3 separate regions of the Homo sapiens genome follow, and all the other regions are linked to region 1. Evidence: chromatin loops called from intact Hi-C (ENCODE). Cell type or tissue: K562. All regions are shown on one strand.

Region 1 (8,000 bases):
ACCACAGGTTACATTTGCTATTGCAGAACTCTATAGAAGTGGAATCATACAGTGTGTCCTCTTAGGAGTCTGGCCTCCTTAATTCAGCATGTTGTTAAGATTCATGCATGTTGTTGCATGTATCAGTAGTAGTTCATTCCTCTTTTTTTTCTTCCTGAGTAGCATTTCATTGTATATCACAATTTGTTGTTTATTCATTCACCTATTGTTGGACATCTGAGATGTATCCAGCAGTTAGCTATCATGAACAATCTTGCTATAAACCTTCCTGTATACGTCATTGTGTGGACATATGATTTCATCCCTGTAGGGTAAATACCTAGGGGTGGAATTGCTGGGACATAAGGTAGTCACATGTCAAATTTGTAAAGAAACTGATGAACAGGTTTCCAAGGTAGTTGTTCCAAGTTCATATTTAAAGTATGACTATCCAGGTGGTCTCTGTGCTTCAGGCATGTGAATAACTGCACTGCTATGAAGTGCAGGTGGAGATGGTATAGCACAGTAATGAGTACATGTGCCTGGGGTTTGCGACATCTCAGTCACATTTCTGCTCAAGGGTCTTGGTTTCCTTATCTGCCAAGTGACTCAGTTGAACAGACAATGTCTAAGGGTATTTCTCTTTCTACTATGAGATGAGTCTTTCATTCCTTCACTTACTAGGAAAGCAAAACAAAAATATGTTAGTGATTATTTTCTTTAAAAGTTAATGCCTGCTTTGTAACCTGTTGTTAGATTTGTCATCTAACAATTTCAAGCCCTGTGTCAGATATAATACTTGCAGCTGCGCATAGCAGAAAACCCAAACTGGTTTAACCAATAAAGGGGAACTATTAGCTCATGTAACTGAAACAAGTCCAGAGGTAAGGCCAGGGCATAGACATAAAGTGACCAGGATTCCTGCTCCATGTCTCCATGGTTCTCTTGGCTTTGCTTTCCTCTTTTTGATGGCTTTGTCCTTAGTTTGGAAACAAGATGGCAGCAGTTCCAGCCCTCACTTCTGTGCACAACAGAAGAAGAGAAACTATACTTTCCAGTGGTTCTTTCTTACAAATGAAGAAACTTCTTTCTCGAAAGGTTTTAAAAAACATCCCCTCATGTCTCATTGGCTGGCATTGGATTGCACGTCCTTTCCCAACCAATCTCTGTATGCAGAATAGTGCCATGATCAAATTAGCATAAGCCTGGATTCCCGGGCCAGTCAGTGATCCATTATATTCCCTGACCCTACTACTGTAGTTGGGATGAGGCCAGTTTCTCCTAAAGCATATGACTATGTAGAGACAGAATAAGTGCCTCCTCTTCAAAAAAAGTGTGTGTGTATGGTAGATATTTGGCAAGCAACTAGTGTCCACATAGAGCCCTTCTTCACAGGTATAGACATTTACCACATGGCCCTTACCAGAGGGCTAACAAGGGATCATCCAGAAGAAGACTCAGAATCAAAGGCAATTTGGTAAGTGTGGCAGGTTAAATATGATCACAAATACTTTTCAGCTCTTCCCATCAAATGGTGGAGTCTATTGTCTTATCCTTAGAATCTAAACTGACTTTGTTTTGACCAACAGAATGTGTCAGAAGCAGTAGTGTGTGTATTCCACAGCCTAGGATTTAGGAAGGTCTAAAGGTCTTCCCCTGCTCTCTTACAATATTCCCGCCACCATATGAGGAAACCTGGGCTAGATGACCTAAAGATATAGGATCACATAGAGAGGGAAGTTCAGCTGACAGCCAGCTCAGCTCTAAGGCACCAGGTATGTAGTTGAGCCCTCTTAGATCCTTCAATCCAAGTCAAGCTGTCAAATGACTGCAGCCACATGAGAGACCCAAGGCAAGACCAGCAGAAGAACCACCAAGCTGAGCTCAGCCAACCAATGGAATTATGAGAAATAATAAATCATTGTTATTTAAGCCACTAAGTTTGGGGTAGTTTATTACATAGTAATAGGTGAGTAAGTCAGGAAGGGCATTTAAAACTCTTCTAGTCTCTCCAGTGGGTGTGGTCTACTGAGCCTATCAGATACACTCACTACTTACTGAGATACAAGGCAGCTCATTCCATTTTTAGAGCACTCTACCAGAATGCCTTCCTACTATAAAAGCAGATTCAGCCTCTCTTGTGCTTCTTTCAGCCCCTCTTGTGCTTCTTTCAGCCCTGGGGTCTTTCAGCCCACTCACTGGGGTCATAGAGAACAAGTCCAACCCCTCAACCACATAGAAGCACATCAGCTAACTGCAGTCACTCATCTCACCATGAGAGATCATCCTTTCCCAAAGGGTTCTCGACCCTTTTCTATTGCTGATGGAATGGAGAATGGTGAACCTAGAGGGCCAGACCAGTTAGGGGGCCATCACAATTACCAGATGATGCCATGAGGGTATCCTGAAACCCTGGGTCCATGGCTGTAACTTGCCCCTGGCAGGGCCTACGCTGACTTGTGGGAGCACCAGTTAACCTGCCAATATAAAGTCGGCTTTGATTAAAGGGGAATGAGGCAAGCAAGAGGGCAGGGCAGGCACCCACTGGCTGCTGCAGGGAGGTCCATGTGGAGGAGAAGGACGGGCCCAGCAGACAGGCACTGCCTGAGATTTCTGTACCCTGCAGGAGCTGGGGCAGGAGGCAGGGTAAGAGAGGCTACTTGTGGTACAATCTGTTCAGGTGGGCCTCTCCCTCCTTGCCCACCCTGCTGTCTTTGCAGGGGTTCCTGGGCCTCTACCAAGCAAGTCTTCAGTGTCCCAGCAGAGAAGGAAGCCTGGTTATCAGGGTGCCTGGGGAGTCTGTGTGTCTCCCCCAGCAGCCCTCTAGTGCCCCAGGGACTGAACCACATTTCTTTCCTCTCTTTATGCCCTGAAGCACACTTGAGCACAGGGCTTTTAGGAGGCCTCAATAAATATTTGTCACCAGAACTTTGCGCAGTCAAATAGAAACTGCACGTTGACACTCTTGGATGGGATTACTTCAAGCTACCCCTTCTCAGGCACCTTGGGTTCTCAGCAACCTCTGACAGTCAGCCTCTCACCCACTCCTCTGTGGGCCTCAGCAGCTGAAGTGGGGATTCCAGGAGTCCTTCTGCCTGGCATATAGAGGGTGGCCCTGGTGAGGACCCAGCGTGCTGTGGAGGGAGAACAGGGAAGTTGCCCTCAGGACCTGACTCCTATGGAAGACTCCTCTGCTGTCTGTGCCCTGCTTCAAGGTGGGAGAGTGGGGTGCCCTGGTGGCCCCCAGGCCAGACCAGAGGCTCGATGCTCAGGGGGCAGGCAGCCATGGTGAAGGAAAGCAAACCTTGCTATTCAGGGAGACCAGTGCCTTCCTCAGAGGATGGGAGGGCGGATATACAAGGAGGCGTCCGGGGGCAAAATAACGGTGTAAGGAAAATGGTACTGCCCTAGAAGGCAGGAGAAGACCAACTAGCCAGAAGCTATCAGAGTCCTGGAGTCCCATCCACCTTCACTCCTTCGGCCTTTTTCATAAAATCGCTATGCCCTAACTCTTCTTCATTCCCCAGTCATGTTGCCACAAGCCACTCCTCACACAGCACCCTCCTCCCCTATACCCTGAGCAGTGTGTTTTCCTGAGAGTTTATATTTTTCCCCTTTGCAAATTATTATCTCCAGACCCTTGAATCTGGAAATGAGAAAATCAATTAGCAAGGGATTACAGTCTCAGACATTTTCCCCCACCTTTTGCTTTAGAAAATATATCAAGAAATCATTGTGACTCTTTAGATGGATATTTCATAAATCTACTCAGTTGAAAACTCAATGAGTGAGATAAAGGTTAAGTCAGATCCCTCAGATCTGTGTGTGCAGAGGTATGTGGAAGCCGCCAGGGAGAAAGGCCCTGAGTGAGGTCACTGTTACCACTTTCTGCCTCAAAATGTAAAGATGCCTTTAACAGAGATAAGGTGAATAGAAAGCCAGCCTTTTGCTTGAGATGAAACTATTATTTTTAAACTGGTCCTAAAAAGTCTGACCATTTCTCAATTTTGTGGGATAAAAAAAAGAATTCAGTAAAAGTTGTGCCATCCAAATTTGATGGCAATTAAGAAGCAAAAGTATCCTCTTTCAGGGAGTGAAAATTTTTCAGACAAAGAAACTGAGTCCTGGAGTGCATAAGTGATTTATCTGAAATCAAAGACACTTATTTTCTTCACTTTTCACACCACAGACTCATGAAGCTTCTGATCAGAGAGCACTAAAACCCAATTGGCTTGTTTCAGGCAAAGGAAGTGCCAGAAAGTCAGAGGTAACTGACTAACTGCTTCCACCTTGGCCCCACCAAATGCTGCAGGGTGATAAGGGTTAAATCAGACAAGTCCCAGCTCTCAGAGCTGCGTGTACTGAGGTGCATGTGAACAACCCTCCCCAGAGAAGGGTTCCTTCTGTTATCTTGATGGCAGGAGTATTCAGTGCCCTTTGCATAACCCCCAGAGCCTTGAGTCTGACTGCAAAGTTTGCAAAGACTGTCTCCAGGCTGTAGCCATTGCAAGTGCTTTTGCAAAGATTAGGCTGTTTGATAAACAGATAAAGTTGGAACTGGAAGGGACTTTAGAGTTTGCCCAATTCAGACCTCTCAACTTTCTGTTTTTTCAAACAGAGGAGGAAGTTGCAGCTCAGAAAAGAGGCAAGAATCATCCAAGTGACACACAGTGACTTGGCAGCGTTGGAGCTGGGACGAGAACATGAGCTTGGGTCACCACCTTGCACAGCCACAGGGGAAGGGTGGCTCCTCGAAAGGTCCCCAGAGCTCTCCTTCAATCCCGGACCACATGCTTCCTCCTTCCAACTATCAGCTCCAACTATTTAGCAGTTGCTGGCTTTGCACAAGGAGAACTGGGAGTAGTCGGCATATCGTTGGTTTGCAGATGGGTCCACCAGCTCAGCAGTTGAAGACAATGCCCCCTTCAACCTTCAGGTTAAAAACATTTATTTTCTTAAGCCGCATCCGCATAAGAATCACCAGGGACTCTTGCTAAAATCCAGCTCCCTGGGCCCCATGTCAGAGTAGGAAGATGAGGGACTTCATTTTCAGAAGCTCCTCTGGTGACTTTTAGAATAAAGCAAGCCTGGAACTCTCCCTCCTTCTTTTGTCTCTTCAGCCTGGCATTCAAGACTCTTTGCTATCAGCCTGACTTCCTGCTGATCACATTTCTATGCCTCACGGAACTTTTTGGCATTTCATAAAAATTTCGTAAATTCATAATAGTGAAAGCTACCATTCGCCCTGCACCTCTAGAGTACAACACAGGCAACTCTCATTGACAGACCTCTCCCAGGCAGATGAGGATAACGGCCCCCACTTACAGTGAAGACTAAGGGATGGGAAGTTTGAATAACTCTTCTAAGGGCACAGAATCCTCACTCTCAGTCACTTCACAGCACTGTTTCCGTGAGCAAGGCCTTCATTTTTCTCACACATATCTTTGTTTATGCCATTTCCTCTGCAAAACTGTCACGCCTTCTGCCTGCCATCTCTGCTTGATAATGTCCGGCTCATTCTTTCCGGCCAGCACCACTTCCCTCTGCTTCTTTTTAGGCACTTGCCACGTTATGCCTTGTGCTGGAGGTGATCGTAGGCACTTTCTCCACTGGCTTTTTAATATTTTTTAGAGATAGGGTCTCGCTCTGTCGTCCAGGCTGGAGTGTAGTGGCTCACTACAGCCTCAACCTCCCAGGCTGAAGCAATCCTCCTGCCTCAGCCTCTCAAGTGGCTGGAACTACAGGCACACACCACTTACGTCCGGCTAATTTTTGTATTTTTTGTAGAGATGGGGTCTCACTTTGTTGCCCAGGCTGGTCTCAAACTCTTGGGCTCAAGCGATCTGCCTGCCTCCGCCTCCCAAAGTGCTGGGATTACAGGCATGAGCCACGCACCAGGCCTGCAGCCACCTTTTATCAAGCCTCCACCCTCACTCCACACAGCAGCACCAGTGATCATTTTTAAATATCTTTCAGGTCATCTCACTCCAGGTTCATCAGGTCCAATGGCTCCCCTCTCCCTATGAGCAAAATCCCTTGCCATAGCCTGCACTGGCTCTCTGGCCTCGTCTACTTGGCCTACTTCTGCCCTCCTCGCCCACCCAGCTGAGCATGCTGGCCTCCCTGCCAGTCCACCAAGATGCCACACACACTCTCCTCTTCACAGAAAGGCCTGGGCATACAAGTGACTCTCTCTGGTTTCCTTTGAGCCTCTGCTCAGACTTCCCTTTGTCACAGAGGCTTCCCATAACTTCCAATATAGGAAGGTGGCTCCTTCTTGCATGCACAAATGGGGAGTCAAGGCCCAGTGGAGGAAGTTTGTTCTTCAAGGTCACACATCAGCCAGTGGCAGTCAAGACTGACACCTGGATCTTTCAGCTTCTGCTTCAGTCCTTTTGCTGCTGGTCTCTCTGACCAGCAGATCCTAGAATCCATTCTTAATGCATGGATTTGTCCAATTTCCACCAAGCACAGGCTGTGTAATCATAAGCACAGCTTCACTTCAAAGCCTGCATTTTCTTAAACATAATGGGAAGGGGGTGGAGGGAGGCAAGAAGCAGAGATGTACTTGGCCTCCAAGGTCTTCTCTGAATCAAATAATCTTTAAGGAAGGACTGAGCTTTGACACCTGACATTCCCACCCCTACCCCACAGCAGATGCAAAATATGTGAGGGCTAAAACACATGAAATTTTATGGACCTTTTGTGAGAAAAAGAATATAAAAGGTTATAGATAAAAAATAGATATTAATATGGATATTTATTCAGAAAACTGGGAAATACCATAAACATATTAAAATTTTTTTAAAAACAGTATTTTTAGTAATTCATGTTTCATGTACACCTGTAATACTTTTTTAATCTACATTTTTTACTACTTTTTGATTGCTGCTTAATATGACAATGATTTTGCTATATTATTTTCAATAGAGATAATAGAAAGATAATTCACTCATTCTACTAGCAGGGTTGACTGGAGTTTGTTACATTATTATTGAAAGTTGGGGTCCATACAATTCTTGATTTCTCACTAGATATGCTTGTTTTTTATAGCACTCCTATACGTCTGTTTCTAGAAACACAGGAATTCTCATGATTTCTATTTTACACAATTTGCATTTAAAAAGAAGAAAAAACATAGTACATGTACATTATAAACCATGCTTTATGAAGTATAATCCTGAGAGGGGAGAACTTTCCTTCGACCAGACATCAATGAAATGAATTCATGCCTTTACAACTGTGTACACGTGATACTTAGACACTTTTTTGTACGGGTTGGTTTCTAAGTCCTTGCAAACCTTTCTTCTTCTCCATTACCCACAGACCTCCAGTGTTTAGTTTAATTCTTGACGGGCTCTCTGTCTGGTCTGTATCTCTGTGCCATGACAGCAGGTGAGTCGGCACAGTGTGGGCATGTTCCTGGAAGTCATTTCTACATCAGCAAGGCTAGAAATAATGTGATTGTACGCAGATGGACAGCAAAAGACGGCTCTACCTAAGGGAAGCTTGAGTAGGGCATGCTTTAGTTTGGACTTATGAAGTATTGCATGCTTCATATTTCATGAAGTCCAAACTAAAGCACCCCCTACTCAAGGTTCCCTTAGCTAGAGTGCACAGTTGCCCTGGGGCCACTTTCACCCCACTTGACAGCCCTTGGGTATGATGGAAGGAAAATCAGAGTAAAAATCGCATTCTTAACTAATTGTGATTAAAATATCTGATTTTTGCAAATTTTATGAAGACAAATGGCATTGAGAACACTTGGAAGCTTAAACTTCATTATCTTCATGTGAATTCACCCCTGCCCTTGAAGCAAAAAACTGCCCACTTCTCCTACCTGTGTGAGAGGAATTCAGCAAATTTAGCCAGTGAGTTAAATCAAGGAAGAAGAAGGCTCTTTGACCTCACGATAGTTTATTTTTTTCTCGGTAGAATAACCTCAATAAACTTCAGGCAAGGGCTCAGCTGTAGAATGAAACCTTGATGAGTTCAATTACAAAGGATTACACAGGGTCTTG
Region 2 (8,000 bases), 73 kb before region 1:
ACAGATCTCTAAGCTTTACTTCTTTCCAGTGAACCTTGTGAAGTCCTTCTAACGCTTTCTGATGAACTCTGGCCTCTATGTTTTCAGAGATTTCTACATCCAGCTATACTATGCTGACAAAGATGTTTCCTGAGCATCTATTAAGTGCTGTGCAAGACTCTGGTGATAAGGACACATAGCTCTGCCCGCAAAGGGTACTCACAGTCTAGTGTTGGGGGCAGAATCAATCATGTACGCAGGTGACGATTGCACACCCAGAGGAAGATGCACGGCGTGGTGAAGTTCAAAGACGGGAGAGATGTTTCTGCCTGGTGGGCTGGGGAGGGATGAAGATCGGCATGGTCATGTCATAGTGAAGGCGGGACTGGACTCAGGCCTCATGGGCAGATGTGGACCGTCACACATGGCAGGAAGGGCACTCTAGATGCAGGCAACAGCAGAAGCTAGCGCCATGAGGCAAGGAAAGCACAGCTTTCTACAGGGCTAGGGGAGTCGATTGCATGAGGGGAGGACTCATGGGTGTGGGATCATGAGAGGCAAGACTGACCAGGTGAGGAACAGGGCCCTTCAGAGAAAAATACCAGTCTGGTTTCAATCAGAGCTATCCTGGTGTACCTAAGTGTTTGAGCTCCTACAAGGCAGGGTCTAGCCACTACTCAGTTTATAAACAGGTCAGCGCCTAGAACTGTGATCTGAACAGTGCGGATGCTCAGAGAGGCTCTGCCTCATGTCCCTGCAGGAGGCAGAAGAACTGGGGCCGAGGACTGGTGGTTAGGCCTGGAATGTTCATTCTCTCTCCCTTTCTTCAGGCCATTCCCTTGCTTCTTCCCATCGGTCACTTCCAAATCTCCATCTTCAAGTTCCAACTCAAAAGCTACCCTGCCCTAATGCCTTCTCAGCAACCCAGCCAGGAAAGCACTGCTGCTCCTTTGGAACCTGGGAGCTTCCTTAGAACGGTCCCTTGCATCTCCTGCACCCCCAGGCAATCCCACCCCACTCAGTATGTGTCTGTGCAGCAGCCCATCCCACCTTTCAGAGTGAAAGGTTTTTAAGCATCTCTCAGCACCTCTTCCCTTCCTGATATCCTCCAGGACCCTAACACAGCAACCACCTCATATTACATGCACAAGAGTGCAAGCTGCCTGAGACGGTCACCTTAAAAAGAGGCCACACTCCTTCCTGGGACCCAAGAGCAGTGTGCAAGAGGTGGTGTGAGGTCGCGGGTGGGGCCTGGGACAGCCTCTGGCATGAACTGGGACTGCACTTATCTGACTCTGTGCCTACTTGGCATCTGCCTGTGCCCTCAGGAAAAGCCTGTATCATGATGGCTGATTGCTGATAAGAGGGGGTAGAGCATGCTCTATTCACCTGACTCCCAGCACAGTCAAACCTGCAACCACTGCTCTGAATCACCCAGGAAAGTCCCACTTCCACCTTGTGTTTTTTTGACCTCTCCTTCGCGTGCATTAAAAGCACCAGGAGCAAGGCCGGTGAGGTGTCTCACACCTATAATCCCAGCACTTTGGGAGGCTAAGGCAGCCGGATCACGAGGTCAGGAGTTCGAGACCAGCCTGGCCAACATGGTGAAACCCCATCTCTACTAAAATACAAAAAAATTAGCCAGGCATGGTGGTGCATGCCTGTGGTCCAACAGCTCGGGAGGCTGAGGCAGGGGAATCACTTTTGGACCCAGGAGATGGAGGTTGCAGTGAGCTAAGATCATGCCACTGCACTCCAGCCTGGGTGACAGAGCAAGACTCCGTCTCAAAAAAAAGAAAAAAAAAGGCACCAGGAGCCAAAAAATATAGATGCCAGGGTGCTGGAAGAGCTCAGTGGAAATGTGAGCAGAGGGAACCTCTTTCTTGGTAGGATTTTGGGGTACACAGTTTTTTTCCTCTGAGGCAGATTCTCCTTACTCCAAATTGGGTGCCATGAGTCATAAGGAGCCATCTCTCTCTGATGATTTACAAACATCTCAACTCATTCTTTGCTTCTTAAAATTGGAGCGAGCTATCAAATGGCTTTATGAGGTATTCATCGAGCATCTCTATGTGCCCAGGGGTGTTGTTGAGGCTTTAGGGTTTACAACAGAATTTCAGCCCCAACCTGCCATTCAAGCCTCAACTCCAAGTGCACCTGCCGTGCTTCAGTGTCCCGGACGAGGCCTGCGGCAGCCACATGGGGCTGCCATCTTTTCTCACTCTGCCTACAAAGTCCCACCACCAGCCAGGATTCTGCTCAAGCTGTTGTCTCCACCTGGAATCCTCTTCCACCCCCATCTGCTTATTAAATTCCCAATAACCTACTTATTCTAAGGAATCCTGCCCACCCTCTTGTAAGGCCCAGCTCTAAGTTAACTGTTACTGGGAGACTGTACAGTTTCTCCCAGTCAGAACTCCACTGCCCCCACCACCTCTCTCATGGCAGAGTTCTGTGTCCCTCTCCAGGCACCGTCTGGAGTCTCCAATAAAGACTCTTTCCCATACAGAGGACTTGTCAGTGCGGTGAAGACAGAGACCAATACCCCAGAGATGAGGAGACCCAAGTGCTGGTCTAGTCTGACCTGGCAGTCGGTGACCTTGGACCCAGGGTCTTCAACTTTAGCCTGTTTTCCCATCTGCGGATGAGAGGCTTGTCCAGAGTAGGATTCCCAATCTGGATTCTGCCTAATCCTGTCTCCTGGAGCACCTGTTCAAAATACACTGGGTCCTCTCCCAGGCTGACAAAAGTAGACTCTCAGAGGGTAGAGCTTTCAATCTATATTTTTAACAAGCTTCCCAGCTGGGCGCAGTGGCTTATGCCTGTAACCCAAGCACTTTGGGAGGCCGAAGAGGGCGGATCGCCTGAGGTCAGGAGTTCAAGACCAGCCTAACCAACACAGAGAAACCCCGTCTCTTCTAAAAATACAAAAACAAAAAAACAAACAAAAAATTAGTCAGGTATGTTGGCACATGCCTGTAGTCCCAGCTACTCGGGAGGCTGAGACAGGAGAATCGCTTGAACCCGGGAGGCGGAGGTTGCAGTGAGCTGAGATCGTGCCATTGCACTCCAGCCCGGGAAACAAGAGTGAAACCCGTGTCTAAAAAAAAAAAAAAAAAAAAATCTTCCCAAGCAACCTGTGCATAGTCTGCCTGGTGCTCCTTTCAGGACTGGGGGTAGCACCTAGAGGGTTCCTAAAATCCTACAAAAATCCCGTGGTTCCTTGAATGATCCTTTCTCTGCTTCATGTGATGCTCCCTAGAATAAACTACATCAACAGCACCACTGTGAGTACAACTCCAGTGCTTGAATGAGAAAACCCTGGGTCATGACTAGGTCTCATGTCTCTCAAAGGGCTACTGTGCTTTGTGGAAATTTTGGATGGTTGGAAACACATAATGATAGCCAACCCATTTATATTAGTTAGCTTGGGTTGACCTAACAAAACACCACAGAGCAGGTGGCTTAAAAAACAGAAATTTATTGCTCACAGTTCTGAAGCCTGAGATATCCAAGATCAAGGTGCTGGTCAATTTGGTAATGAGTGAAGCCTTCCTTCCCGGCTTGTAGCCGGCAGCCTTCTTACTGTATCCCGACTGGGAAGAAAGAGAGCTCTGCTATCTCTTCTTCACCTTATAAGGGCCCCAGCCCTATCAGATTAGGGCCCTAGCCTTCCAACCTCATTTAACCTTTATCACCACCTCCTCACAAGCCCTGTCTCCAAAGACAGGCACACCGGAGGTTTGGGCTTCCGCATGAGTTTGAGAGACGTACAAACACTCAGTCCGTGATAACTCTATGCCTGAGGCTTTAGAGAAAGTCAAGCTGACCTAACAGGCAAATTGGTATCCAGATAAATTCTATTACCTATTTTCCCCAATAAGTTCTTGAGAAATAGCTGCTGCTCCCACCGTTGCATGGTTGATTGAGACTTACGATTCAGGAAGGCGGTGGCTGCTTCCTCCCCATGGTGGTGCAGGCTCCATGCGGCACTCAGTGTGCCCTCCTGGGATGCTTTTGGATAGGTTTCAGTGTGCTTCTGGCTTGTTCCTGTCTATTTCTCCAGCTGGATTTCCAACTGTTCTGCCAATCCTGTGACCACTCCCATTTCCTTCTAACGAAATGTCTTTTCTACCTGAGTCAGCTAGCATGGGTTTCTACTGCTTGCAACTCAGGTCTTGCTGACACATATATCATGCAAGGAATGATAGAAGGCGCTGCAAGTATTTCTTCTGAAGCAGGGAAGTCTCCAGGAGTTGCCCGCTTATCTACAGATACCTAAAGGGCTATTGTATGGAAGGGAAACAGGATGCTTCTGTGTGGCTTCAGAAGGCAATACTGGACCCACAAGGAGAGCTTTAGGGAGAACTATTTCAACTCAACACAAGACAGAAGCTTCAGAGCTAGTCCTCAGGAACATGGTGCTGAGGGATGAAGTGAGCTTGCTCCTGTCACTGTGGGGGCGGGGTGGGGCGGTGGCAGTGGAGGCTGGACCTTTTTGTCAAGGATGCTGTGTAGAAAAGGTCTGTTTTGACACATAGACCAATAGAACAGAGTAGAGATCTCAGATATAAGACCACACATCTACAACCATCTCATCTTTGGCAAACCTGACAAAGACAAACAATGGGGAAAGGATTCTCTATTTCATAAATGGTGCTGGGAAAACTGGCCAGCCATATTCAGTAAACTGAAACTGGACCCCTTCCTTATACCTTATACAAAAATTAACTCAAGATGGATTAAAGACTTAAATGTAAAACCCAAAACCATAAAAACCCTAGAAGAAAATCCAGGCAGTACCATTCAGGACATAGGCATGGGCAAAGATTTTATGATGAAATTGCCAAAAGCAATTGCAAAAAAAGCAAAAATTGACAAATGGCATCTAATTAAACTAAAGCGCTTCTGTACAGCAAAAGAAACTATCATCAAGAGTGAACAGGAAACCTACAGAATGAAAGAAAATTTTTGCAATCTACCCATCTGACAAAGGTGTAATATCCAGAATCTACAAGGAACTTAAACAAATTTACAAGAAAAAACAACCCCATCAAAAGGTGGGCCAAGGACATGAACAGAGACTTCTCAAAATAAAACATTTATGTAGCCAACAAGCATATGAAAAAAAGCTCAACATCAGTGATCATTAGAGAAATGCAAATCAAAACCACAATGAGGTACCATCTCACGCCAGTCAGTATGGCAACTGTTAAAAAGTCAAGAAACAACAGATGCTGGCAAGGCTGTGGAGAAATAGGAACGCTTTTACACTGTTGGTGGGAATGTAAATCAGTTCAACCATTGTGGAAGACAGTGTGATGATTCCTCAAGGATCTAGAACCAGAAATATCATTTGACCCAGCAATTCCATTACTGGGTATATACCCAAAGTAATATAAATCATTCTATTATAAAGATACATGCGCACATATGTTTATTGCCATACTATTTGTAATAGCAAAGACATGGAATCAACCCAAATGCCCAACAATGATAGACTGGATAAAGAAAATGTGGTACATATACCATGAAATACTATGTAGCCATAAAAAGGAATGAGGCCATGTCCTTTGCAGGGACATGAAGCTGGAAGCGATCATTCGCAGCAAACTAACACAGGAACAGAAAACCAAACACTGCATGTTCTCACTCATAAGTGGGAGCTGAACAATGAGAACACATGGACAGAGGGAAGGGAACAACACACACCAGGGCCTGTGGGGAGTAGGGAGGGAAAACATCAGGATAAATAGTTACTGCATGCGGGGCTTCATGCCTAGGTGATGGGTTGGTAGGTGCGGCAAACCACCATGGCACACGTTTACCTGTGTAACAAACCTGCACGTTCTGCACATGTGTCCCAGAACTTAAAATAAAATAAAATTTTAAAAAAGAAAGAATGTTTCCTTGATGAAGATATCTCTGCTTTTAAGATGTATCTGCATTTTTAATTACACTTCAGTACAATTGACGTGCCATTTAAGTAATTAATCTTCCACTAGAGGAAAGGAAAGGGAAGAGAAGGGAAGGGAACCATCTAGTCTTTTACTTATTAATTTTTATATTAGTAATTTTTATGATTATGAGAAGAATCTATAAACCATGTGAAGTGGAGAAAATTTGGTTACTAGAGAAAAACATGAAGTGGAAAATAAATACCACCTATAACCCACCACACATTTTGGCAAATGTGTTTCCAGTCCAGTCTTTTTATATCAATTAGATATGTACTTTTTTTATTGAAATATAATTCACATACCACACAATTCACTGGTTTCAATTGTACCACTCAGTGGCTTTTACTATATTCACAGAGCTGTGCCACCAACCATTGCCACAGTACAATTTCAAACATCTTCCCCAGCCTCTCAGAGAAACCTCCATCCCTTTTAGCTGTCACCCTTTCAGCTGTCACCCCTTAACTTCCCTCATCTCCTCCATCTCCAGCCCTGGGAAACCAAGAATCTACTTTGTGCTTGTATGGATTTGCCTATTCTGGACATTTCATATAAATCGAATCATATAATATGTGGGGGTTTTTTTGGTAACCAGCTTCTTTCACTTAGTATAATATTTTCAAGGTTTATTTGTGTTGTAACGTGAGTGCGCACCTCCTTCGTATGGCTGAGTAATAGTCTGGTGTTTGGGTATAACACAATTTTTAATCCATTCATCACTTGATAGACATTTGGGACATTTGGGTTGTTTGCGCTTTTTGGCTATTATGAATAATGTTACTATGAACTTTTGGCACAAATTTTTGCATGGGTGTATGTTTTCATTTCTCTTGGTTATATACCTAGAAATGGAATAGAATGGGCTTATGTGGTAACTCTATGTTTAACCTTTTGAGGAATTGCCAGACTGTTTTCCAGAGTCTCTCCACTATTTTACATTTCCACCAGCAGCGTATGAGAATTCTGATTTCTCCACACCCTCACCAACAATTTTTATTATTTGTCTTTTTTATGACAGCCATCTAGTGTTATATAATTTCATTGTGGTTTTTATTTGCATTTCCCTGATAGCTAATGACTCATCTTTTTATGTGTTTATTGATCATTGTATATAGTCTTATGGAGAAATAGCTTTCAGATCTTTTGCCTTTATTTAAAAAAAAAAGAGAGAACAAGTGTCTCTCTGTTGCTCAGGCTGGAGAGCAATGGTACAATCATAGCTCACTGTAACCTCAAACACCTAGGCTCAAGCCATCCTCCTACCTTAGCCTTCAGGGTAACTGGAACTATAGGCATGCAACAACATTCCTGCCCAAAAAGAAATTGATGAGGACTCCTGGGCTTAAGCAGTTCTCCCGCCTCAGCCTCCCAAAGGGCTGGGATTACAGGTGTGAGCCACTGCACCTAGTCTTTTGACCGTTTTCAGATTGTGTTCATTGTCTTTTTAGTATTGAGTTTTAAGAGTTATTTATATATTCTAGATACAAACCCCTTATCAGATATATGGTTTGCAAAATTTTTCTCCCATTCTTTTGGCTGTCTTTTATACTTTCTTGGTGGTGTTCTTAGAAATACAAATATTTTTAGTATCAATGAAATCCAACTTAACTATTTTTTCTTTTGTTGCTCATGCTTTTGGAGTCATATCTAAGAAACCATTGCCTAATGCTAGGTCATTAAGATTTATCCCATCTTTTCTTTTAGGGGTTTTCATAATTTTAGCTTTACATTTGAGTCTTTGATCCATTTTAAGTTAATTTTTGTGAATGGTGTGAGGAATGGGAAAATTTATCCCATGCCTCTCTCCTAGCTTCTGGCAGTTCTTGGCTTTTCTTATAGATAAATCTTTCCAATCTCTGCCTCTGGCTTCACATGGCTCTCTCCTGTGTATGTCTCTGTGTCTTCTCTTTTTCTGTCTCTTTATCAGGATTTAAGGCCCACTCTAAATTCAGGATGATCTCATCTCAAGATCTTTAACTTAATGACATCTGCCAAGACCCAATTTCCAAATAAAGTCACATCCACAGGTGCTAGGGGTTGGTATTTGGAGTATCTTTGGGA
Region 3 (8,000 bases), 120 kb before region 1:
GTCAGTTTGGCTGATTAGGCTGGTTGGCTGGAGGCAGTCCTTGGATGGTGACGGATATCAAGTGAAGAAGTTTGGGCATCAGGCATGGAGAAACCACCATGGCTTCCTGAGTGGACAAGCCATGTGGGCATCACTACCCTAGAGAAGGGTGAGCAGCAGCAGCGTGGACTGGGTGGGCATGCACACACTGTGACTGCCTTGCCCCGGAGCACCTCTCTGTCCTGTAGTCACTCAGAGCTCTGCTGTGTGTCCATCTCTCCCACTCCCCCAGCATGAATCCATAGACCCCAAGAAAGACCTGCACTGTCTTGTGTTTGAATGATGACCCCCTGGCAGAACTCAAACCACACACCCTGCTGAATGGAACTCTCTTTTTCCTTTCCATAAAACCAGAGAAGTATGCAGAAACCTCGAAGGTCATCAATTCCGACATCCAGTTGATGCTTAGATTTCCTCCATTGCTTCTCTGCAAAGCGATTGTCTGTTCCATGCTTAAATATCTCCAGTGATGGTGAGCTCACTACTTCAAGAGGCAGTCCATACTCAGGGTAGTCCTGGACTCACTAATAGAATGGACGGAGCCTGCACCATCCCCATTTCTGCCTCACCCTCGCCCGCTAGCACTGTGACAAGACATCTGTCCACATGTGTTGAATAGCCCTGAAAGAGAGAGATCCCCTTACCCCAGAGCACATGAATTTCCCAGAAGGTCCCTGGAGTAAAAATCTGGTATTAATTGTACTCCTGTTTGGGCAGCACTTTAGAGTTTGCAAACGGCTTTCACAGGCTTTATTGTTCTAGTGCCCACAACACCACTGTGAACAATGCTGTGGCATTTCCATTTTATGTATCAGGAAACAACTCCAAAGGGAACTCGCCCCAGGTTGAACATTGTGTAAACGTCAAAGCCAGGATCCTACTCCCGTTTCTTCTGACTCTAAATCTTGGAATTTTCTCAGCAAACCAGGTAAGCAGGGAGGTCTGTCCCCAAACACTAGCCTTGGGATGTTTTTTTTTTCATTAAACAACGTATTATGGATATAATTATTTGAATCAAAGGGGCAGGATGGTGTGTGTGTGTGTGTTTGTGTGTGCTTGCATGCAAGGCCACGGACGTGCCATGGAGGTACTTTATACTAAGCTGAAATACTTGACTAACAGGTTTCCTCTTCCTGTTTCTCTTCTAGAAGTCTTACCATGGCCCTGTCTCAGGGCACTCAGCCCCAAAGTGGTGGAGCAAGAGCACTCCAATCGGCACCACATGCTGAGCAATTGAGCTAGCATGCTGATAGAGGCAGGGACGACACAGGCCTTGTCATCGATAACAGGATGAATACTGAGGGCCATCAGCCCATGAGTTCTTTGCTCGTCTATCCTAGAAAAAGGAATGTTTTCAAATACCTCCACTATCAATCACCAAGAAAAAAACATTTGTTATTCATTGTTTTTTGTGTCCTCTGATGTAACGTTTTATCCAGGAGTTCAGGGACCTCAGTTTCTTTATTTGTAAAATGGGCATAGGTGTGTGTGTGGCGGGGTGTGGTGGGGGGCGGTAACCATGGAGGCATTGGACCAGTTGTTCAAAAGGGACCTTCTCAGTTCTAGGTATTTGTTTGGTTTGGTTTGGTTTTGAGACGGAGTCTTGCTTTTGTCGCCCAGACTGGAGTGCAATGGCATGATCTCGGCTCACTGTAACCTCCGCCTCCCGGGGTCAAGTGATTCTCCTGCCTCAGCCTCCCGAGTAGCTGGGATTACAGGCGCCTGCCACCACGCCCGGCTAATTTTTGTATTTTTAGTAGAGATGGGGTTTTGCCATGTTAGCCAGGCTGGTCTTGAACTCCTGACCTCGTGATCCACCACCTCAGCCTCCCAAAGTGCTGGGATTACAGGCCTAAGCCACTGCGCCCAGCCCCTTCTAGGTTCTGAAAGAGGGAAAAAAAATGTAACGTGGTTCCAAAATTGACAGTGACCCAGGTGTAGTGATGAAGGAATAGATTCATGCATGTGCAGTTGCCAAAGACAGAGAACCTCCAAGCGGCCCTGGGGCTGTGCTTGTCTGCCCAGTGAGGGGATGCATGAGGAGACTGCAGAGACCGCTCCTAACAGGGCTGCTGTGTGATCCCACCAAAACATTGCAAAGAACTTGCTACAAAGTTTGGGGGAATTGCTGTCCATAGTTTCAAATAAGATGTTGCAGAATGACAACATCAGGGTGGCAAGATATGTCCAAAAGAATACTGAAGCAAGACAGAAGACGGCTGGAGGTTAGACTTATGAACTGGGTAGGGCTGGTGATGGTGAGGAGGAGAGAGAGGGTCAGCTCATTCAGAAACACCCAAGGGAAGAGCACCAGGAATCCAAAAGGGGTTGCCCTGTAGGGCACCTGCCCAGGGATGTATGGACAAAAGATCTGGCTTCAAGCCAGCCTCACCACTTACTAGCTGTATAACTCTGAACAATTAATAGCACCTGCCTCAGACTCAGTTTCCTCAGTGGGGAAATGGGAAGAATACTCCCTACCTTACAGAGCTGCTGAGAGAGTTAAATTACATGGAATATGTGGAAATGCTTAACAGAGTCCATTCATACATTCAGCAAGCATGTGTTGCGTGTCTGCTGTTTGCCTGGAAAATAGTAAGTACTCTATCACTACATTAAAAATATAAAGTCGGATAGAAAATGCATTCTTTGAAGTCTAGAATAATCCTTAGGTATTAGGGAAGTTCGTAAATGAAACCATCGAAAAGATAGGTGAGTTGTTTGTTATTCATCATTTTGGGTATTTGTTGGTGGAGAGAGCTGAGCTATTCAGTGAATTCCGGTACTGGCAAGATTAAATGGAGGGGAAGGACGGAAAAAAGCCGTCTCCTCCAACAGAGAAGAAAGACAAAGGCCTGAGCTTTCACAGCCTGAGCTTGGGCTAATTAAACCAGTGTTGTAACATTTTTCTTTTCTTTTCTCTTTTCTTTTATATACAGGGGTTTTGGGGCTCTATCATCTTTGCCACAACACTGGACACAGAAGGCTTCTCTAACTGTGTTTTAGCCCATTTGTTCCTCATTTGGGATCCTTAGAATTTTTAGGGGTCCATGAGGATTGGAGTAGGGATTTGTGACATACTTTCAAAATTTCAAACATCATACAAGAAACCATGTGTCCTTACAATGAGGTTTTATTTGGCTAGAAGATTAACCAGTCATGTTGATCAGAGGCTCTGGTGTATGCTTTGATGAATAAAAAAGAGAAATAAAATAAAGGCTGCTGCTTAACAAGTTCAATGTGTTGAGAAGTCAAAATTCTTTCAAACATAGAGCATAGAGCAGTTGGAGATATAATAAAGAAAGAGTAAACATATAATTGAAAACGTTAGTAGCACTTCAACCCAACTCTCCCATTTTCCAGTTGAAGACCCAGAGGCCAGGGAAGTAAAGACATTTCTAAGGTCAGAGCTGGTCAGTGACGAAGCCAGACCCAGAGCCCAGGTCACCAGGCCATGGGGCTTTTTACTGCCTCAGTGATCGTGAGCCTGGTTTTAAAATTGACTGCATTCATCTGGAGGTGTTAGTGAAAACAAGTCACCTTCCTAAAGTCATTGCCTGGGTATCAAAGGCAAGAAGGATGCTACAGAGGACTTTTCCTTGGGCTTCTCTTCATTTGAGTGCAGTCACCTGATGGGTTGTTAGTCCAGCTCATGTTTGGCTGATGTAATTTCCCAAGGCAAGGACAAGACTGACAGGCAGGAACGCCCGGGGAGGTCCTTGGGGGAGATGAACATCCTCTTTTTATCTTCAAAGCAAATGTTCAGGAAGAGAAATGGCAACACTTCCCAGAATTCAGGCTGAAGCAAAACACAGATGACATATTGGACTGGCATCTCATCCGTGAGATAGGGGGACGTGACCGTCAGGGGTCGCTGAGGAAATGAATGAGTAAATTTATCTTACAGAGGTCAGTAAATAAGGGAATGGGATGTGTAAGAAACAGCTCCTGTCTGTAAAAGGAGCAGATGGATAAATCTAGGTTTTCCAAACAGAGGGGCTCACAGTTGTGAGCTGTTGAAGAAAGGTATTTAGTTAAAACGTCTGTCTCAAGGTTATTGGTAAATAGCCAAAACTAGGGCACAAGAATTCTGGGAAAATTAGATAAGATGAATTTAGTTTCACAATGGCTAAGGGGCCGTGTATTTCTATTAGGGAAGGCTATATATGCTTCATTCAGCAGCATCTAATGATTACATTTGGAACATGCAATTGCTGTTTCTGTTTTGGGGGCTATCACAATTTAATGAAATATCTGGTCTGGATTTCTTCAGGCAGTTGGTCTCTTCAGTTTCCACAGATTTAAGATTCTATCCTCTCCCTGCTTTCTTCCAATGAAGTTGACGTACTGTGATTCCAACTGGATAAACTTAATAGTCACACATAACTTTTGACTAGAAATAGGTGGACTGTAAGTAATCATTTAGTCTTACTTTTTGAAGATCTAAAGTCATGTGGAAGCCTAAGTGGCTGTTTGAACCCAGACATCACTCCTAAAGGCATTCCTTTTCTTTATCCCGTCATTCCACAAACACTTATTAATCACCGACAGCAAGCAAGGCACAGGGAAAGGCACGGGAGGAGGGGCTCCGGGTGTGGGAAGATGGCCAAACACACGGTCCTCACACCAAGTAGTAAGTAGTCCTCACTACACAGAATCTGGTAGAGAAGTTGGAAAGTGAGTTCTTCCCAGCAACGACTAACGTTCTAACCATCACATCTCAACAAGTATTTAATGAGGTAGAAAATGCTCGCGGCAAAACTGTGGATACAATATGCTTTGAATAAGAAAATATTGGTCTCCTTCCATGACACACATGCTCCAGAAGCCCAGATGTCAGCCACAGCACTGCCCTCTCTGCTTGGAACTAACCCTTCACGAAGCCCTGGAGATGATGGTGTCCTCATGGTCCCTGACTCTGTCTGCTTCTTCGTGTCTCCCACTGCCATTTGAGGCTGAGTCACCGTCTCTCATCACTACAGCCCCCTCACTGCCCACCTGTGTCCACTCCTGCCTCTTCCACATGGCAGCCTCCTGGATCTTCCACGAAAGCAAATCTGATTTTTATGCCACGTCTCCCCACAGTGGCTTCTATTGTTCTTAAAGTTAAAACATCTTAAAGTGGACTGTGAAGCCCTGCACAACCTGGTGTCTCCCTGCCACCTGGACCCTGACCCCCTCTTTTTTTTTTTTTTTTTTTTGAGATGGAGTCTCCCTCTTCCGCCCAGGCTGGAGTGCAGTGGCACAATCTGGGCTCACAGCAACCTCCGCCTCCCAGGTTCGAGCAATTCTCCTGCCTCAGCCTCCCGAGTAGCTGGGATTACAGGTGCCCACCACCAGGCCTGACTAACTTTGTACTTTTAGTAGACACGGGGTTTCACCATGTTAGCCAGGCTGGTCTTGAACTCCTCACCTCAAGTGATCCACCCACCTCGGCCTCCCAAAATGCTGGGATTACAGGCATGAGCCACCCCGCCCGGCTGACCCTGACCCTCTTTACTCCAGCCACGCTGCTCTTCTTCCATCCCCCCATACTCACGGGGTCCCTCCTCTCGTAGGGCCTTTGTACATTCGACTCCCGCCAGCAAATCCCGTTCTTCCCCTCTTCACCTGGCTGTTGCTGACTCATCCTTTAAGTATCAAACTGCTTGTCATTCTCCTGGGAAAAATGTCCTCCACCCCTCTGTCTACATTAAATTTTCCACTTACGTGCAACTAGAGCTTCATGTGCATCTTCTTTATAGCCCTAAAGATGCTTTAACTTTAATTTTGTGTGCAGTTATTTGATTAATGTCCAGTTCTCCTATTAGACTGTGAACTCGTGAGAACAGGACAAATGACTGTGTGGTACAGTAGTGACTCTCAAGTATATTTTGACAGAATGAAGGATGATCTCATGCTTGGCCCCTAGTAGGTGTTCATTAAAGTAGCTGGATGAATATGGGAAGAAGAGAAGCAATAGTAATTAAGAAAGCTGGGTCCCAGCACTTTGGGGGCCAAGGTGGGTGGATCACCTGAGATCAGGAGTTCGAGACCAGCCTGGCCAACATGGTGAAATGCTGTCTCTACTAAAAATACAAAAATTAGCCAGGCATGGTGGTGGGCACCTGTAATCCAAGCTACACAGGAGGCTGAGGCAGGAGAATCACTTAAACCCAGGAGGCGGAAGTTGTAGTGAGTCAAGATCATGCTACTGCACTCTAGCCTGGGTGACAACGTGAGACTTCGTCTCAAAGAAAAAAATAAATTAGCCAGGTATGGTGGTGCATGCCTGTAGTCCCAGCTACTCAGGAGGCTGAGGGACAAGAATCGCTTGAACTTGGGAGGTGGAGGTTGCAGTGAGCTGAGATCATGCCACTGAACTCCAGTCTGGGTGACAGATTGAGACTTGGTCTCAAAACAGCAACAAGAAGAAAGCTGGGTCCTAGTCCCTGATGCTCTGCTGACTTGCTCAGTGGCCTGTCCTTCTCCAAGCATCAGGGCCTCCTACCCAGCATGCAGGGGTGAGCCACTCTGCTGCCCACCAGGGGTCTGAAGGACCTGAAGTTGAATCCTAGCTCCCACTGTCTGGATGTATGATTTTGAGCCTATTTTACTTCTGTGAAAAATTCTTATGTTTAAAGTCTCTCCAAGTCCTAAAAGTTGAGAAATCTGTGAGGGCCTGCACTATACCAGTAGCAGCAAGAATGGAGAGGAGATGGATAAAAGAGAGATTTCACATTAAGTGATGAAGTAAACCAGTGGTTCTTAAAGCAGGATCCCAGACCAGCAGCATGAACATCACCTGGGAACTTGCTGGAAATGTGAAGTCCACAGCCCCACCCCAGATCTACCGAGTTAGAAACTATGAGGATGGGTCCCAGGGGAAAAAAAAAAAATTAGCCGGGCATGGTGGTGTGCACCTGTAGTCCCAGCTACTTGGGAGGCTGAGGTAGGGGAATTACATGAACCTGGGAGGTGGAGGTTGCAGTGAGCCGAGATCAGCCTGGCGACAGATCGAGAATCTGTCTCAAAAAAAAAAAAAAAAAAACCCCTCCAGTAGGTTCTGAGGCATGCTCTCAAGTTTGAGAACCACTAGGTTGGAGGCTGAGGGTGAGGAAGAAGGAAATGTTGAGGGCAGAGGAGGAAATGTAGCCATCTGGCACTCTGAGAGCTTGACTTGCCTGTCTCCTAATAGTATTGACTCCCTGACTTGTAGGAGCTGTCTGTAGGGCACAGGAGGTTCGGGGTAGGGATTTTATGTAGGTCATCTACAGACAGAAAACTCACTTTTACGAGGGATATATAGGAAGTTATAATCAGGGAGAAACTCACCTCCTGATTTCATGAGATGTCCCAACACAGCATGAAACAGGACAAGGCCCTGGGAAACGGGACCATCTCATGCACCTGTGTCCTGAAACATCTGGCAATCCTAGACACAGGGAGAGTCAAACAGCACTGAAGAGACTTCACTACTTCCTTTCCCCGGAAACATCCGGGGCCTGAGTGATCCATTTGTGCCTGAGCGATCCCTCTCCTAATAAGGACTCCAATAGGCACTGTACAATTCCCAGGAATGCTTTCTATTCTTGCCAAATAATCAAAACACTGAGGAGGTAGAACCTGGAGGGGGTGTCCAAACACAAACCCACCCATGTCACCACAAAGTTTCGCACAATAAACCCAACATCTGGTTTCTTGTCTGTGTGATTACCACTGGGATGCTGTGGAGACCAGGGACCCATTGTTGTAAATCCACAGAACTTGGAACCCAATCAACTCTTTCCTCACACTGTGCTGATGTATTTTGTGCATGTTTTGGCCATATTATTTTTCTGTTTGCTTGTTTTAATCAATATGGTACACACACACACACACACACACACACACACACACACACACGTATGTTGACAACCATTATCTTTATTTTTTAAATATTCTTTTGTAGCTGCCAAAGTTTTTTTCAAGGAATACCTGTC

What was found. Hi-C counts contacts between places; a loop is a spot of excess contacts. Peaks named below come from ENCODE experiments on the same cell type or tissue, not always from the same donor. Only the 100,000 strongest peaks of a DNase experiment are listed, where the experiment ranks them.
Region 2: it touches region 1 in a loop (6-fold over the local background); 3 of 110 quality-filtered maps call a loop at or near these places.
Region 3: it touches region 1 in a loop (4-fold over the local background); 5 of 110 quality-filtered maps call a loop at or near these places.

What each region holds. Positions count from the first base shown.
Region 1 is chr3:193,906,695-193,914,694 of GRCh38, forward strand. No RefSeq gene overlaps it. Among named protein-coding and RNA genes, the nearest start is that of LINC02038, 67 kb to the left of the region's middle. In K562, no CTCF peak of the experiment used is centred here; DNase peaks (open chromatin) are centred at 3,831, 4,337 and 4,717; H3K4me3 peaks cover 798 bases.
Region 2 is chr3:193,833,437-193,841,436 of GRCh38, forward strand. It overlaps LINC02038 (long intergenic non-protein coding RNA 2038), which reads right to left. Exons shown (of 3, transcript NR_146718.1): 3 at 7,392-8,000. LOC105374284 (a long non-coding RNA gene) reads right to left here and starts at 4,035. Exons shown (of 4, transcript XR_924841.3): 1 at 3,916-4,035; 2 at 203-316. RefSeq lists an enhancer at 1,494-1,553. In K562, a CTCF peak has its summit at 3,270; DNase peaks (open chromatin) are centred at 3,292 and 3,675; H3K4me3 peaks cover 518 bases.
Region 3 is chr3:193,790,639-193,798,638 of GRCh38, forward strand. It overlaps LOC105374283 (a long non-coding RNA gene), which reads left to right. Exons shown (of 4, transcript XR_924839.2): 2 at 394-511; 3 at 855-967; 4 at 1,188-1,446. Among named protein-coding and RNA genes, the nearest start is that of LINC02038, 49 kb to the right of the region's middle. RefSeq lists enhancers at 1,011-1,668, 4,970-5,471. In K562, a CTCF peak has its summit at 3,897 (motif pointing right); a DNase peak (open chromatin) is centred at 3,803.